3 separate regions of the Homo sapiens genome follow, and regions 2 and 3 are each linked to region 1. Evidence: chromatin loops called from intact Hi-C (ENCODE). Cell type or tissue: endothelial cell of umbilical vein. All regions are shown on one strand. Links, peaks and the distances in the headings refer to the core of each region. The heading gives the core; the rest is flanking DNA. Region 1 overlaps MCTP1 (multiple C2 and transmembrane domain containing 1). Region 2 overlaps MCTP1 (multiple C2 and transmembrane domain containing 1). Region 3 overlaps MCTP1 (multiple C2 and transmembrane domain containing 1).

The links. Hi-C counts contacts between places; a loop is a spot of excess contacts. Peaks named below come from ENCODE experiments on the same cell type or tissue, not always from the same donor. Only the 100,000 strongest peaks of a DNase experiment are listed, where the experiment ranks them.
Region 2: it touches region 1 in a loop (12-fold over the local background); 53 of 110 quality-filtered maps call a loop at or near these places.
Region 3: it touches region 1 in a loop (8-fold over the local background); 5 of 110 quality-filtered maps call a loop at or near these places.

Annotation. Positions count from the first base shown.
Region 1 is chr5:94,966,212-94,971,001 of GRCh38, forward strand. All of the region lies in intron 2 of MCTP1 (multiple C2 and transmembrane domain containing 1), which reads right to left. Among named protein-coding and RNA genes, the nearest start is that of MCTP1-AS1, 10 kb to the right of the region's middle. In endothelial cell of umbilical vein, for the core only: CTCF peaks have their summits at 2,468 (motif pointing right) and 3,129 (motif pointing right); DNase peaks (open chromatin) are centred at 2,530 and 3,130.
Region 2 is chr5:95,237,159-95,241,948 of GRCh38, forward strand. The region is part of intron 1 of MCTP1 (multiple C2 and transmembrane domain containing 1); the gene reads right to left. All of the region lies in intron 6 of LOC105379085 (a long non-coding RNA gene), which reads left to right. Among named protein-coding and RNA genes, the nearest start is that of MCTP1, 46 kb to the right of the region's middle. In endothelial cell of umbilical vein, for the core only: a CTCF peak has its summit at 2,001 (motif pointing left); DNase peaks (open chromatin) are centred at 1,593 and 1,983; H3K27ac peaks cover 1,959 bases.
Region 3 is chr5:95,175,939-95,180,728 of GRCh38, forward strand. All of the region lies in intron 1 of MCTP1 (multiple C2 and transmembrane domain containing 1), which reads right to left. The region is part of intron 4 of LOC105379085 (a long non-coding RNA gene); the gene reads left to right. Among named protein-coding and RNA genes, the nearest start is that of MCTP1, 110 kb to the right of the region's middle. In endothelial cell of umbilical vein, for the core only: a CTCF peak has its summit at 2,330 (motif pointing left); a DNase peak (open chromatin) is centred at 2,403; H3K27ac peaks cover 922 bases.

The DNA of each region.
Region 1 (4,790 bases), core at 1,333-3,832:
GACTTTCAGACTCCAAGCCCAATGTTTCTTCTATTCAACAGTTTAGGAATCCCAGACACCCATATTTTTCTTTAACTCTAAAACAGTGGCATATAACTACTGTGTGAAAGTATTAAGCAATTGTTGCAATACTACGTATAATACCACTATTGACAAGTATTTATTCTGGTCTATAAAGCTCTCATACTTTTGTTTAATCACCACTATCTCAGTGAGTCTACTATTGCCTCCATTTTATAGATGAGAAAACCAAGAAGGGTTAATAACTTGCTCCAAGTCATACAGTTAATAAGGATGTGGCTGGCCGGACGCGGTGGCTCACGTCTGTAATCCCAACACTTTGGGAAGCCGAGGCAGGGGAATCACAAGGTCAGGAGATCAAGACCATCCTGGCTAACACGGTGAAACCCCGTCTCTACTAAAAATACAAAAAATTAACAAGGCGTGGTGGCGGGCACCTGTAGTCCCAGCTACTCAGGAGGCTGAGGCAGGAGAATGGCGTGAACCTGGGAGACGGAGGTTGCAGTGAGCCGAGACTGTGCCACTGCGCTCCAGCCTGGGCGACAAAGCGAGACTCTGTCTCGAAAAAAAAAAAACAACAAAACCAAGGATGTGGCAGGGCCCAAACTCAATCTCAAATCTGAGGGCTAGTTCAGCTAGTGCTTTTTCTTGCACATGATCACAAAGCCTTCTCCCATTTCAAAGTGTTGTTACAATGATCTATTTCTTTGTTCCCCTCAAAACTAGGAATGATCATTTTACAAAAAACGCACTCGCACAAAATCTGGCCTTATTGGGTTTCTCTGCAGTTATTGGTAGTACACAATGTCAACTTCATTTAGTTTGGCTATTATGTAAAAATACTGATACAACTTTTAGTAATTTAGCACAGAGGCCTATACACTCAGATGTTAATCTTTTTGAGAAGCATTTTGCTTCTTGCTCCCTCCCAGAAACATTTTTTCTCAACCACTGTGTAGGTTAAGTGTCAAAATCCCCTGAAGGTTGGGTAGAGATGGTTCCTAGAATCCTGCTGGGTGGTCTGCTGGGTCTTAATGGTACCACTTCCATTATAAAAGGGAACTTAGATCACTATAGCTAACATTTATTGAACACTTATTATATCAGCTATCACACACCACGTAACAAGCCAATGTGATGAGTTCTATTGTTATCTTGAGTTCACAGCTGAAGAAACTGCAGCATGAAATAAGGGAGTAAATTCCCCAAAGTCATACAACTAGGCTGCTGGAACCTGAACTTAACTGCTACACTAGGCTGTCTCCAAACACAACACTTCTCATGCTGGGTGTCATATCCCTGATGACACTGTAAATATCCAATGGCTTGAAGAAGTAAAATGTCAGCTAACAAGAGTAGATTGAAGAGTTAAGTTAAAATTCAAGGACAGATTTTTCAGTCTGCAATAGACACAGAGATGTTCGAGACTGGTGTCAGAGAGAGACAGAGGCTGCTTGTTAGGATCTCCAAAAACGTATTATGATGGCGCAATATTTTATAAACGTGTGGTCTTGGTCACAGGGTGACCTGGTTTAAAAGTGGTAAATATGTCAGCAAATTTCATTAGCACAGGAAAAACAGATCCAGGCGAACAACTCTTGGTAGTTCGTCATCTAATTTTCTCTGCTTTGTTTTGACTTCATAGGATAAAATTTGCTACATTTCTCTTTCCAACCATCACTTAGTGGCTTTTAGGTACTGTTATTAAAATTTCATAATTTTAATAGCCAAGTATTAAAAAGAAATTTCTAATCATTTTCAAATTCTTAACTTAGGGGACTTTTAGTGATTGAGAGTCCTTAATATTTCAAGACCCTCAGCTTGTTGTGATTCCAACATGGGTAACTGGAGACATTGTTCTTTTAATTTAGGTTCAGTGAAAGATTTTTAACTAATGCACTAATCTATGTTTGAAAGTGTTTTTACCAAGTATATTTTAGCAAGATATTATCTGATGACATTAATAGCTATTATTTATTTTTTAAAGGAGTTATATGGTCAAGTATATTTGGAAAATACTGGTTTAGAAGAAAATTAAATAGATTCCTTTTCTGTAGCCTTTAAATAATTGAACGTTCACTATGACTTTCCAAGAAGGAGGCTTGACAGGCATCACTTACTAAGTTTTTTTGACTATGAGGCCTACTTTTCTTGAGTGCATCTTTTAGGACCAACAATCCTTGGATCTCTCTTTGGGAAATGTTACTTCCTTATATTTCATTATAGGGAAATTACACGTTTTCAAGATTATATTATTATTGACTTTACAGTGGATTTAAATAATTTTATTGTAATAGAACTCCCAGGAAATCCAAGTCACTAATATGTGGTATGTGGTTAATCTTCAATAAACATACTATACAAAAAGGATTTAGTTTGTTGGTTCGAAAGACTCAAAAAAATCAATAGCTTCATATGCCAGTGCTGTTTTGTTGCAATATTGCATAAAACCACAAGATGGCAATAGTACTTATCAAATTAAAGAGAGGCCTGTGGTTCTGCTATTGAAACCAAAGGTTAGAGCGCCTTGCAGGGCACACTTTGAAGTTCCCAGGCATTTTCTGGCAGCATATGCTTTGTTGTTATTATCTGGACCATTACTTTCATTGACATACTTTTTATGACGATAAATGAATTGAAAACAAGTCAAAAAGTACGAAAGATGAATCTAGAAAGTATTCGCCCTACAGTAAAATTCAGATTTTGTTATTAATGTCATATTCAAGAACAACCTTTCACATATTCATTTTGTCAGGTAGCCTTAACTTTAGAATTTGTTTATAAAAACATTATTTTGTAATTATAAATTCCATGGTCTAAAAGTTCTAGACTATCCTAGACCTAGGAAATATCAATTTTTTCTAAATGCTGGAATAAAATTCCTTTAAAAAGAGGAATTGGACGGTTTCTATAATGTTTACTCATGTAGCAAAGGAGTACATGTTCTTAATGCTATATTTATTTATTTTTTACAAGGCAGGATACTGATGGGCACTTCAACATTCTGTGTAATATTTAAAGCCTTTTATGTTATTTAAGACAACACAACTAAACGTGGTCTGAATGTGTCCATTTTTATGTAGCAATAAACACAGCATACACAAGATGGCAGCCTATCTTCCCTTAAACTAGTATTAAAGATATTTAAAATGTAAATAGCTGTCTATTAATGATACTCTTGCTTTTCATTCTCAGAATAAATAAGCCTCCTGGTTAACAAGTTTAAATCAGTCTCATTCCAAACCTAGCACTTAATGAAACAGAAACAGCTACTCACGTTTTGGGAAATCTACAACTACTCAATAATGCTAAGTCTTCATCGAAAACAATGCCAAATTGCAACTCAGTGTCACAAGAAGAAGGAGGAGGAGGAATAAGAAAAAAGACAAAAGAAAAAAAGCAGTGAACACATATATTGTGGGGACAGTTAAAATTTAAGCTGGATCTTTCTGAAGATAACTGATCTTCCTACAAATATTTAAAGCTAGCTACCTTTGCTGTCCAATTGTAACAGAGGGTATCCTTGTAGAATAAGGTCCTTCACATTTGAGAGGTTGTAAAAATAGTGACATTCAAAACATCAGTGATTTAAAAATCTTCAAAAAGGGTACCTTATGGATGTGTTAAAATAATTTCCATAAGCTATTCTATTCCCTCATTTTTTGCTGGAGACTTGTTATGCCCTAGGATGGAAATATTTCATAATGCTAAATAACTAAATATATTAAAATTTAAATGCAAGAGGTTTATAATCACAGGTGGCTTCATATAATAAAATAAAAGTAAACCAACATTTTTTCCATAATGAACATGAATATTCCAATGAATTTAAAATTTCTGGTAAGTTACCATGATATAGCACATAGATTAATTTAAAATAATAGTATGGTAAAGTGTAGCATAGGATGGCACTAGGTATATTTATTTCCTGAAGAGTAGTAGAAGGCAGTTCAGGTAACCTTTAGGCTTAGTTTTCTCTCCTAAATGCAGAGTTGAAGACATGCAAGACGAAATTATTCATGTTGTATCCCAAATATAACATGAATAATTTGGGATACATATGTATGGATGTATTTGGGATATACTTATTCATACAACTTATTCAAATTTGGGATATATATGTATGGATGTATTTGGGATATACTTATTCATATAACTTATTCAAATTCCCTTTCATATCTGACATAAACAGCAGGTGGTATCTAAATGCAATTTTCTGATAACTTCTGGAAGTTTAGGTAAACGAAAATATGGATTGCTTTAATTTTGAATGTAAGTTGTATATTACTTGGTGACATTGAGCAACTACAACAACTATCCTAGATGTCATTTTTTCCAAAGGGCCTTACTCCTGTCTCCTCCAGGAATTCGCTCTATGACTGGTAATTGACTCAGTGACTCAGTAGATACAATATATAGTACTATTAATTTTTTTTACCGAAAGGAAACTATTTTTCCTGAGAATTCTGCTGAAATATGCTACCATGTTTATATAGCCATCCTAACAAAAAATCACATCTAAAAAATTAAACGTTTTTTAAAAGAACTTTAACTTTCCTATTTAAAAAATCAGAATATTTTAAAAAATAGACCCTAAAGTATTACGCCTCTTCAATCCTTTTTTTTTTTCTTGGCTATCCCAATACTTTTCTGAAATTGTTTCCTTGAGTGTCACCAATAACTTTTAAAAATTCATCAATTTCAACGGGCTTTTCTTCGTTTTCAGCCCTTTTCATCTGTGGGTCACACTGGGTATTATTAATTGCAAT
Region 2 (4,790 bases), core at 1,053-3,552, 270 kb after region 1:
CAGGCCATTTGCAGGGTTTCCAAACATAGCCATGGCATAGACAGTCTGGAGGATGTAGTGTGTGCTACTACTCAGCCCCTTAACCTTTTCCCAGAACCAGCAGGCACCATGTCTGAGCCTAGACTGAAGCTCCCCAGAAACATCCAGGAGAGTGGCTGTGAAATATTAGGTTGGTGCAAAAGTAACCATTAAAAGTAACGGTTTTTGCCATTAAAAATAACGGAGTAAGTAATAGACCACTAGGGACATGCGGTGGGTTGGAACTCTGGTAAGACGGACCTCAAACCAGTACATTAAGAACTGCTTCAGTTCCTCTAGGCACGACTGAGATAGGAAGCCCCATCCTAAAGCTCCTGGGTGGCTACTTGCTGCCTCCCTCAGGAACCTTTGCTAGAAGTTATGGCTGCTCTTTCACAGCAAGAAAACCAGAGTTGAAAGGGAGAGAAAGAGTCCATGTTATTTCCCTGGCAAATTGCAGTGGAACACAAGAGAGGAAAATAAATGCTCACTAACTCCTTTGATTCATTAATAAAACATGATGAGAAAATGTATAATTATAATTCTTGATATTTCTCTTCGAAAATTCATTTTCGTGATCCCAGCCTCTTTTTTTGCTTTATTCTGTGAAACATCTAGTGGGACTTGTAGAGATTGGAATGGGCAATTGGCAAGCTGCAAGTAGCCTAAGAAATAGCATTTACCTTGGGTAATTCACCATGATCCAGAGCCTTGTTTTTGACTCTGCTAAGACAGAGCCTGATTCCTTCAGCATGCCACACGAGATGCTGGGCCAATCTGCAAACCATAACTGACATATGGATCTGAATATTCACATTGATATGACCAGTACATTCTCTGCAGTAGCAAATCTATGAAAGGCCAACTCATAAACCAAATGTAGCAGAAGCAGCATGAAATCGGAACAAGGGAAATTTGTTAGTGATTCAAAATTTTAGAAGAAACAAACATCCATCGCCATGTGAGAAAGTCACAAGAATTGACGTTCCCATGCCGGTCTCCTTGGGCAGTTCTTAGGCCAGCCTCTCCACAGTTTCTTTCTCTGACTCTCCGCTACCTGCAAGGAGGTTTCAGTCTGAGCAGCCATCTGTCTTTGGATTGGTATATTATTATTAATCATTAAATACGTGAATCTTTCAGTTAGTTTATAGTTAACTCTTAATCATATACCAAATGTAATAGAATTGCGTTTTTGCTACATTCTGGGAGAGGCATTCTGATATTTCTATCTCTCTGCTTTATGTTGATTTTATACTTTTGCATGGGGGCTAACACTGTTTCCAACTTTTTTCATAACACCTCATTGTTACTCCTAAACATCACAAAAAATTACGCAGATGCCAAATCAATGTGTCACTCATATCAGAGTTCACTTGCTCAGTCCAGGATCCAGGACCAGCCTCAGAGAGGTTGGACCACAGGCACACATAGCTCATTCAGGAAAAGCAGAACTGCCGTCACAACCTTTATAACCGAACATGCAGCAGGAATCCTGGAACAATGCATGATCACTAGTCGCCTGATACCAAGCCTCATATTCTTCCAATTAGTCCTTAAAATTATTCTCATTCTCATACCAACTACATTAATCATACAATTCCTGGATGACTACAGACCCCTAAGCCCTCACTATTCCACCACCTTCCACACTGCCACCAGCATACATACACAAGCACACCGCGTATATGCAGCACATCTAACTCAGCACAAGCCTTGCTCGGTATAATCTCAATTCCCTTGTATTCTCTGGGGAGAGATGAATGGCATCCTTTTTGATTTCAGTATACATGTAGCTATGACAAATTTCCATCTTTCAGGGAATTTACAAAAGCTTTTTGGCTATCATGCATCTAACTGTACCACCCAAAACAGATTTTCTCAAAAAGGGGAGAAAAAACTTGGTCTCACATCTCACTGTTACACAAACGTAACATTTGGTCTCGTAGAAGAAACATTAAAAAGGCCATTGAGCCCTCCAGTGGCAAAATTCTGAAAATGTTATGATGCACATCTAAGCACCCTGGAGAAATCTCCTGAAGACGCGCAGAAACAGAATAGGCAGTCTTAAATCAGTTTAGGCTTTGGGGGTTTTCAAGTTCCTAAACTTTCTATGACCACAATTAGCCCAAATTATGACAGTGATCATTGTCCGAGCACTCAATTTTCTGGAAAAATCTCTTCCAGGTAATGCCTTAATGGAAAAGCCCTCTCAAATTTATTTCTGTGCTTTAAGGTTTATTTATTTTGACAGCTGTAGATTTTAATAAAGAGTTTAATTAAAGATGTTGCCACCAGACATATCTGATGAGTCTAGTTCTGGGGATGAATTATAAGACTTGTGAAAATCAAACAAAACAGAAACAGGAGTCATTCCTAGAGGTCTGTAATTGAAGACTAAATGTCTTAATTCAGAGGCTACCTGGCTTGGGTTAAAGATGTTCAATGACTTTGCTAATTATTTTCTCTTGATATAGGTATTTTCCAGTATTAAGTTACAGAAACTCCTGGGTACATGTTTACTACTCTCTTCTTTGCTTTTCTAATTTCTAAAGGACTGAGAGGGTGGAAAGAGGTGAGGGTCACTTGCTTTTGATAGTTGATTAGGACAGATGATCTCTCTTCCTATGAGGCTCTTCATTTTATTATACCACTGTATCTCTCTCCTCACACTTTTTCTAACATTTTCTTCTTCACATTTTTAATTTTTTTATTATGTCAAATTGAAGATTTCTTACATATGTTATTACACATTTTTATCCAATTTTTCCTCCTCATGAAATTTTGAGTCATAAAGTTTTCTATATGGGTTAACGATTCTACAAAGGTTGGAAATATACTATGATCTCATCTGTATTATTATTCTTTGCATTGGCATTTAAACTTTTATAATATATATTTATTTACATACAAATTTCATAATTTTTATAACTGTATATGTATTGAAAACATATAATGTTCTTCATATAGTTAACTAGCGAAATCAGTATCTCTTAATGTTTGTACAATTTGCCTATTTCTATTTAATTTTTTGGAATTCAACATTTGACATAAAAATAACATAAGGCTATTTTCATTTTAGGTTATATCTACAATGCTTACCTGCATTTAAAAGCTGATATTCAGATACTGACCTTAAGTTTGAGAATCATGCCTTGCACACATAAGAGATGTAGTAGTATAGATTAGATATGATGCTAACCTGGTGTTCACACGCAAGTTCAGGGATGGCAGAAACAAAGTGAAGGTGGGCATTTGCTCTTGAGCTTTCAAAGGCTGAGAACTTCTCAAGGTTTGGGTGGAGCAGTGAGGCCAAGGCTGAACTTCAATCCATCCCTAAGCCCTTGACAGTAATTTCTGGTCTGCTTCTGTTCCCCTCACTGCACTATGGACCTTTTGAGGGTAGATGCTTTACCTTATTTGTCTAGGATAGTGTTTGACAAATAGTGAATATTCAACAGACTTTTAAAAATATTCAGCAAACATATCTATCAAATCAGTGCAGGCTTATTTTTGTGAGATCTTTGTTAGGTGTGTATAGGCTGGCAGGTTTAAAACTTGGTCATGTACACTGAAGTCTTAGCAGTGTGCCATTTTAGGTTTAATCTAAACATTCCTCTACCTTTAGAATCTCTTATCTTCCTTTTATTATCCACATTCTTTTCATACTTACAGCTTAAATTCTGACTAGTTAAATCCTCGTATTTCCTTTTTTGTTGTCTTCTCTCTCTCTCTCCCTCTCTCTCTCCACCCACCTCTTTTCTTCATTTTAATTGAGAGAGACTACATATTAGAAAATATCCTAGTAGGATATTTTATACTATAAAATTATTTACCATCTTTTATTCTAAACCAACCAGAGATTCTAATTTTGGGGGGTACTTTGTTTTAAATTCATTTATTTTTATGAAACCTTATTGAGCACATACTATATAATAAGGTATTGCTCTAGGTACAGTTATAACTATTGAAATCTAGCTTTATTAGGAAAAGAAACTTTTAATTAGCCAAATATCTTCTCTATTATTATCCTTCATATTCAGTAAACCCTATCCATGTGGGAAATGTGCATCCAAAACATTGACATCAGTCTTTCCACACAAGTCAAGATCTTTCTCACATCTCAGTATGGCAGCTGCTTTGCAGGACAATGTCATATTTGTAACTCAACTTATGGTCTCTAAAATGAGGATAATGCCATTATTTTTAGAACATTAAGAAGTCTGCATAGGAAGATAACTGTACAACTCATTTCCTTTAAACCATAGCAGCTTGAAAAACACATAGACTTGGAGATTCCTCTGAATTCACAAGAGCCAGAAGTTTTAAACTACACCTAGAGCCTCATCCTGCTAAAGCTTAGCCAATATTTTAGTGGGGGAAAGCATCTCAAAGACCACATTATTCTTACATTAGGCTGTTAGCAATTTCATAACATTTATACCATATTTCTATTTGCTCAAAGTTCTCCCTCAGAACATAGTGCTCCTGCAAACTTCTGAAGTAATTTTCCCCAATTAAATTCCTAAGAAAATTGAAATCCTTCAAATTTTAGTAGCTGTAAAACTCCATTTACACTGGCATTACAGTCTATTTCTACCTGGCAGCAACATTCATCAAACACCTACATGCTACTGTATAGAAATGAGTCACTTCCCCTTCTGGGGGAGATTTAAAGCACAATTCCGCAAAGCAAAATAGTCTGAAAAGCTAGAAAGTTACATGCTTTCCAAAAAAGGAAACACTGAACCACAGTCTCTCACTGAGTGAAAATA
Region 3 (4,790 bases), core at 1,102-3,601, 210 kb after region 1:
AGTGCTAGCAGAATATCAGGATAAGATGGACAAAACGCAGGCTGAAAGGCAAGAAATCTGGCTCTAACACCAAAACCTCATGCCAGCGTTCTGAGTCTGCATTTCTTCCCTATAAAATACTGGTGATTCCTATTTATAGGCCTTCTTGCCTCCTTGAGAAAATCAAATGAGCTACTTGATGTGAAAGGACTTAAAAACTATCTTTGTTATTCTAATTGATAAAATGTATTTTTTTTTAACAAATATTTGTTTAGTATGCCCAGCACTATTCTAGGTCTGGGGCACATAAGAACGAGCAGTAGTAGGCCATGCGTGGTGGCTCACGCCTGTAATCCCAGAACTTTGGGAGGCAAAGGTGGGCAGATCACTTGAGCCGAGGAGTTCGAGACTAGCCTGGCCACCATGGTGAAGCCCCATCTCTACTAAAAATACAAAAATTAGCCAGGTGTGATGGCACACACCTGTAATCCCAGCTACTGAGGAGGCTGAGGCAGGAGAATCGCTTGAATCCAGGAGGCAGAGGTTGGAGTGAGCTGAGATTGTACTACTGCACTCCAGCCTGGGCGACAAAGTGAGACTCTGTTTTAAACAACAACAAAAACAGCAGTATTGATATAAAGTCTTTTTCTCCAATAAGTTTTCATTTAAAAATACATATACATACTTTGGGAGGCCAAGGAGGATAGATTTTGTGAGTCCGGGAGTTTGAGACCAGCCTGGCCAACATGCCAAAACCCTGTCTCTACTAAAAATACAAAAAATTAGCTGGGCATGGTGGTGCATGCCTGTAATGTCTGTAGTCCCAGCTAATCAGGAGGCTGAAGTGGGGAGAATCACCTGAGCCTGGGAGATCGAGGCTGCAGTAAGCCAAGATTGGGCAACAGAGTGAGACACTGTCTCAAATATAAAAAATAAAAATATATATATACCTACATTTTTTTTTTGAGACAGAGTCTTGCTCTGTCGCCCAGGCTAGAGTGCAGTGGTGCAATCTCCGCTCACTACAAGCTCAGCCTCCTGGGTTCACGCCATTCTCCTGCCTCAGCCTCCCGAGTAGCTGGGACTACAGGCGCCCGCCACCATGCCCAGCTAATTTGAGAGAGAGAGAGAGACATGAAATACACATACATAATATATACACATAATATATATTAGGGTTATCCGGAGAAACAGAATTAGGGTGTGTATACATAGAAATATATATTTATTTTTATATCTATATTTATATATTTATATTTACATGTACCCACATACACACAGAGAGAAAGAGATTTATTTTAAGGAATTGGCTCCTGTGATTGTGGAGATTTAATGAGTCCAAAATCTGATGAGTTGGGCCCTAGGCAGAGCTGTAGGGAAGACTCCAAAGGCAATGTGCTTTTACAAAACTCAGATAAATTGTATGATCTCCGGTTTAATACTCTGTCTGAAAGTCCATCTAAGATTTAGAAGTTGAAATAATTCTATGATCCATTGGCTGGATTAATGAAGTTATGTTTAATGGTAGAAAGCAAATATTCACATTTTCATTTAAGTCCCCAAGAGAATCACGGTTATCTGGAGCATTAAAAAAACATTAAGCATTAAGAGTAGTATCTTAAAAGCTCTATTATCCAGTTATATCACTGAGCGACAAGAAACATAGCTATATGCTTTGCCATCTGTGCATGAGCTGAATAACAGACATGCAGTGAAAGGAGTAACGTGATTGGTCACTGATCAAGTTGCACATTCGTTATTTGCATAGTGATTTGTGGACTGAAGAGGTAGCAGTTGTGCTTTATTGCAATTACCACAGTTAATGTACACTGACTGGTAACCAAAATTGGAATTTTGCTTGTGTCTATTTAAAACCCAAGCTGGTTGAGATCATATAAGGAATTACTAGACAGAAAACAGGAGGAAGTTAAGTACTATACCAGGTGGGATCCCAAATTGTAGAGGTAAAATAGGAAAAATTTAGTAAAAGAGATTACGATAAAGCAGTCAGTGAGGTGGTGGGAAAGCAAAAAAATGTAGTGCCTACAAATCAAATTTCTGTAGTGTTTTGAGAATGGGGAAACTCTTGACTTTGGTCAGCATGCTCCTAAGTGGACTGCAGGCTATGTGGGAACTGGGTGAGGCCTGTGACTGCCGTCTTTCCCCCACTTCCCTGGTGACCTGTGTGACTCAGCAAAGGCAGCCATAATCCCCCTGTGAACATACCTCCATTGGGCTGAGAACCACACTCCCATCCCCCACAGCAGCTGCAGCAAGGCCCACCCAAGGAGACTCTGAGATCAGACAGGCCTATCCTTGTCCCCACCTAGTGGTCTTTCTCTGCCTGCCCTGGCAGCTGAAGACAAAGAACATAATCTCTTGGGAGCTCTATAACCCCACCCACTGCCTGATCCTGCTTATACAGCTGCAGCTGATACGCTCTGGAAAATGAGACAGAGTCTTGCTCTGTCGCCCAGGCTAGAGTGCAGTGGTGCACTCTTGTGTTCCTGGCTGAAGGCCAACCAACACAAAACCAGCACACTAAAGAAAAATACAAGCAAGGACCCACACAGAGTCTATTTCACTTTGCAGACATTCCTTAGTACCAGCTCAGAGCCTGGTAGGCTCTGCTGGGTGACTAGACCCAGAAGAGCAAAAGCAATCACTGCAGTTCGCCTCTCAGGAAGCCCCATCCCTAGGGGAAGGGGGAGAACACCACATCAAAGGAGCACCCCATGGAGCAAAAGAATCTGAACAGCAGCACTTGAGTTCCAGATCTTCCCTCTGACATAGCCTATCCAAATGAGAAGGAACCAGAAAAATAATTCTGGTATTACGATAAAACAAGTTTCTTTAACATCCCCAAAAGACCACACCAGCTCACCAGTAATGGATCCAAACCAAGACAAAATTTCTGAATTGCCAGAAAAAGAATTCAGAAGGCCCATTATTAAGCTAATCAAGGAGGCACTAGAGAAACGTGAACTCCAACTTAAAGAAATCAAAAACATGATACACGATATGAGAGGAAAAATCTTCAGTGAAATAGATAGCATAAATAAAAAACAATCACGACTTCTGGAAATCAAGGATACACTTAGAGAAATGCAAAATGCATTGGAAAGTCTCAGTAATAGAATAAAATGATCAGAAGAAAGAACTTCAGAGCTCAAAGACAAAGCTTTTGAATTAACCCAATCTGACAAAGACAAAGACAAAAAATATTTAAAAATGAACAAAGCCTCCAAGAAGTTTGGGACTATGTTAGGCATCCAAACCTAAGAATAACTGGTGGTGTTCCTGAGGAAGAAGAGAAATCTAAAAGTCTGGAAAACACATTTCAGGGAATAATCAAGGAAATCTCCTCTGGCCTTGCAAGAGATCTAGATATCCAAATACGAGTAGCTCAAAGAACATCCAGGAAATTCATTACAAAAAGATCATCATCTAGGCACATAGTCATCAGGTTATCTAAAGTCAAGATGAAGGAAAGAATCTTAAAAGCTGTGAAGCAAAAGCATCAGGTAACCTATAAAGGAAAACCTATCAGACTAACAGATTTCTTAGCAGAAACCATACAAGCTAGAGTAATTGGGGTCCTATTTTAGCCTCCTTAAACAAAACAATTATCAACCAAGAATTTTTTATCCAGAGAAACTAGGCTTCATAAATGAAGGAAAGATACAGTCTTTTCCAGACATAACAAATGCTGAGAGAATTCACCACTACCAATCTGGCACTACAAGAACTGCTAAAAGGCGCTCTAAATCTTGAAACAAATCCTCAAAACACACCAAAATAGAACCTCCTTAAAGCATAAATCTCACAGGACTTATGTAACAATAACACAATGAAAAAATAAACAAGGTATTCAGGCAACAAATAGCACAATAAACAGAATAGTAGCTCACATCTCAATACAAATACAGAATGGCAAATGGATAAGAATTCACCAACCAAGTTTCTACTGTCTTCAGGAGACTCACCTAACACATAGGAACTCACATAAACTTAAGGTAAAGAGGTAGAAAAAGATATTCCATTCAAATAGAAACCAAAAGCAAGCAGGAGTAGCTATTCCTATATCAGAATAAAACAAACTTTAAAGCAACAGCAGTTAAGAAAGACAAAGAGGGACATTATACAATGATAAAAGGACTAATCCAACAGGAAAATATCACAATCCTAAATATACATATGCACCTAACACTGGAGCTCCCAAATTTATAAAACAATTACTACTAGACCTACCAAATGAAACAGAAGGCAACACAACAATAGTGGGGGACTTGAATACTCCACTGTCAGCACTAGACAGGTCATGAAGACAAAAAGTCAACAAAGAAACAATGTAGGAGGCAGTCACTATTTTCCCTCTCCATTCCCACCTCCCTGTCTGCCTCCAAACATTCCAGTTGGGCCTTAGGCCATGTTACTCCAGCAAAACAACCCTGTCTAGGTCCAGATTGATCTTAATATTCCAGTTTCAATGGTTAATTAGTCCACACTACTTGACCTCTTAGGAGCATTTTGACCAAAGCTGAAAGCTTCCTCCTTCTTCACATGTTACTAAAATTTGGTTTCTGGGCACTGTGCTTTCTTGGCTTTTCCACCACCTCTCTGGCTGCTCTTTCTCTTTTGCTAAACTTTCCCTGTCTATCTCACGTCTACAGTTCGGGGCACTACCGGGTATAGTCCTTAACCTCTTACTGTTCTGTATCTAGTAACTCCCTATATGATTCTCAACCAGTTTGAGGTTTTAAATAGCATTTATATATCAATGACTCCCAAATTTGTATCTCTAGCCACCG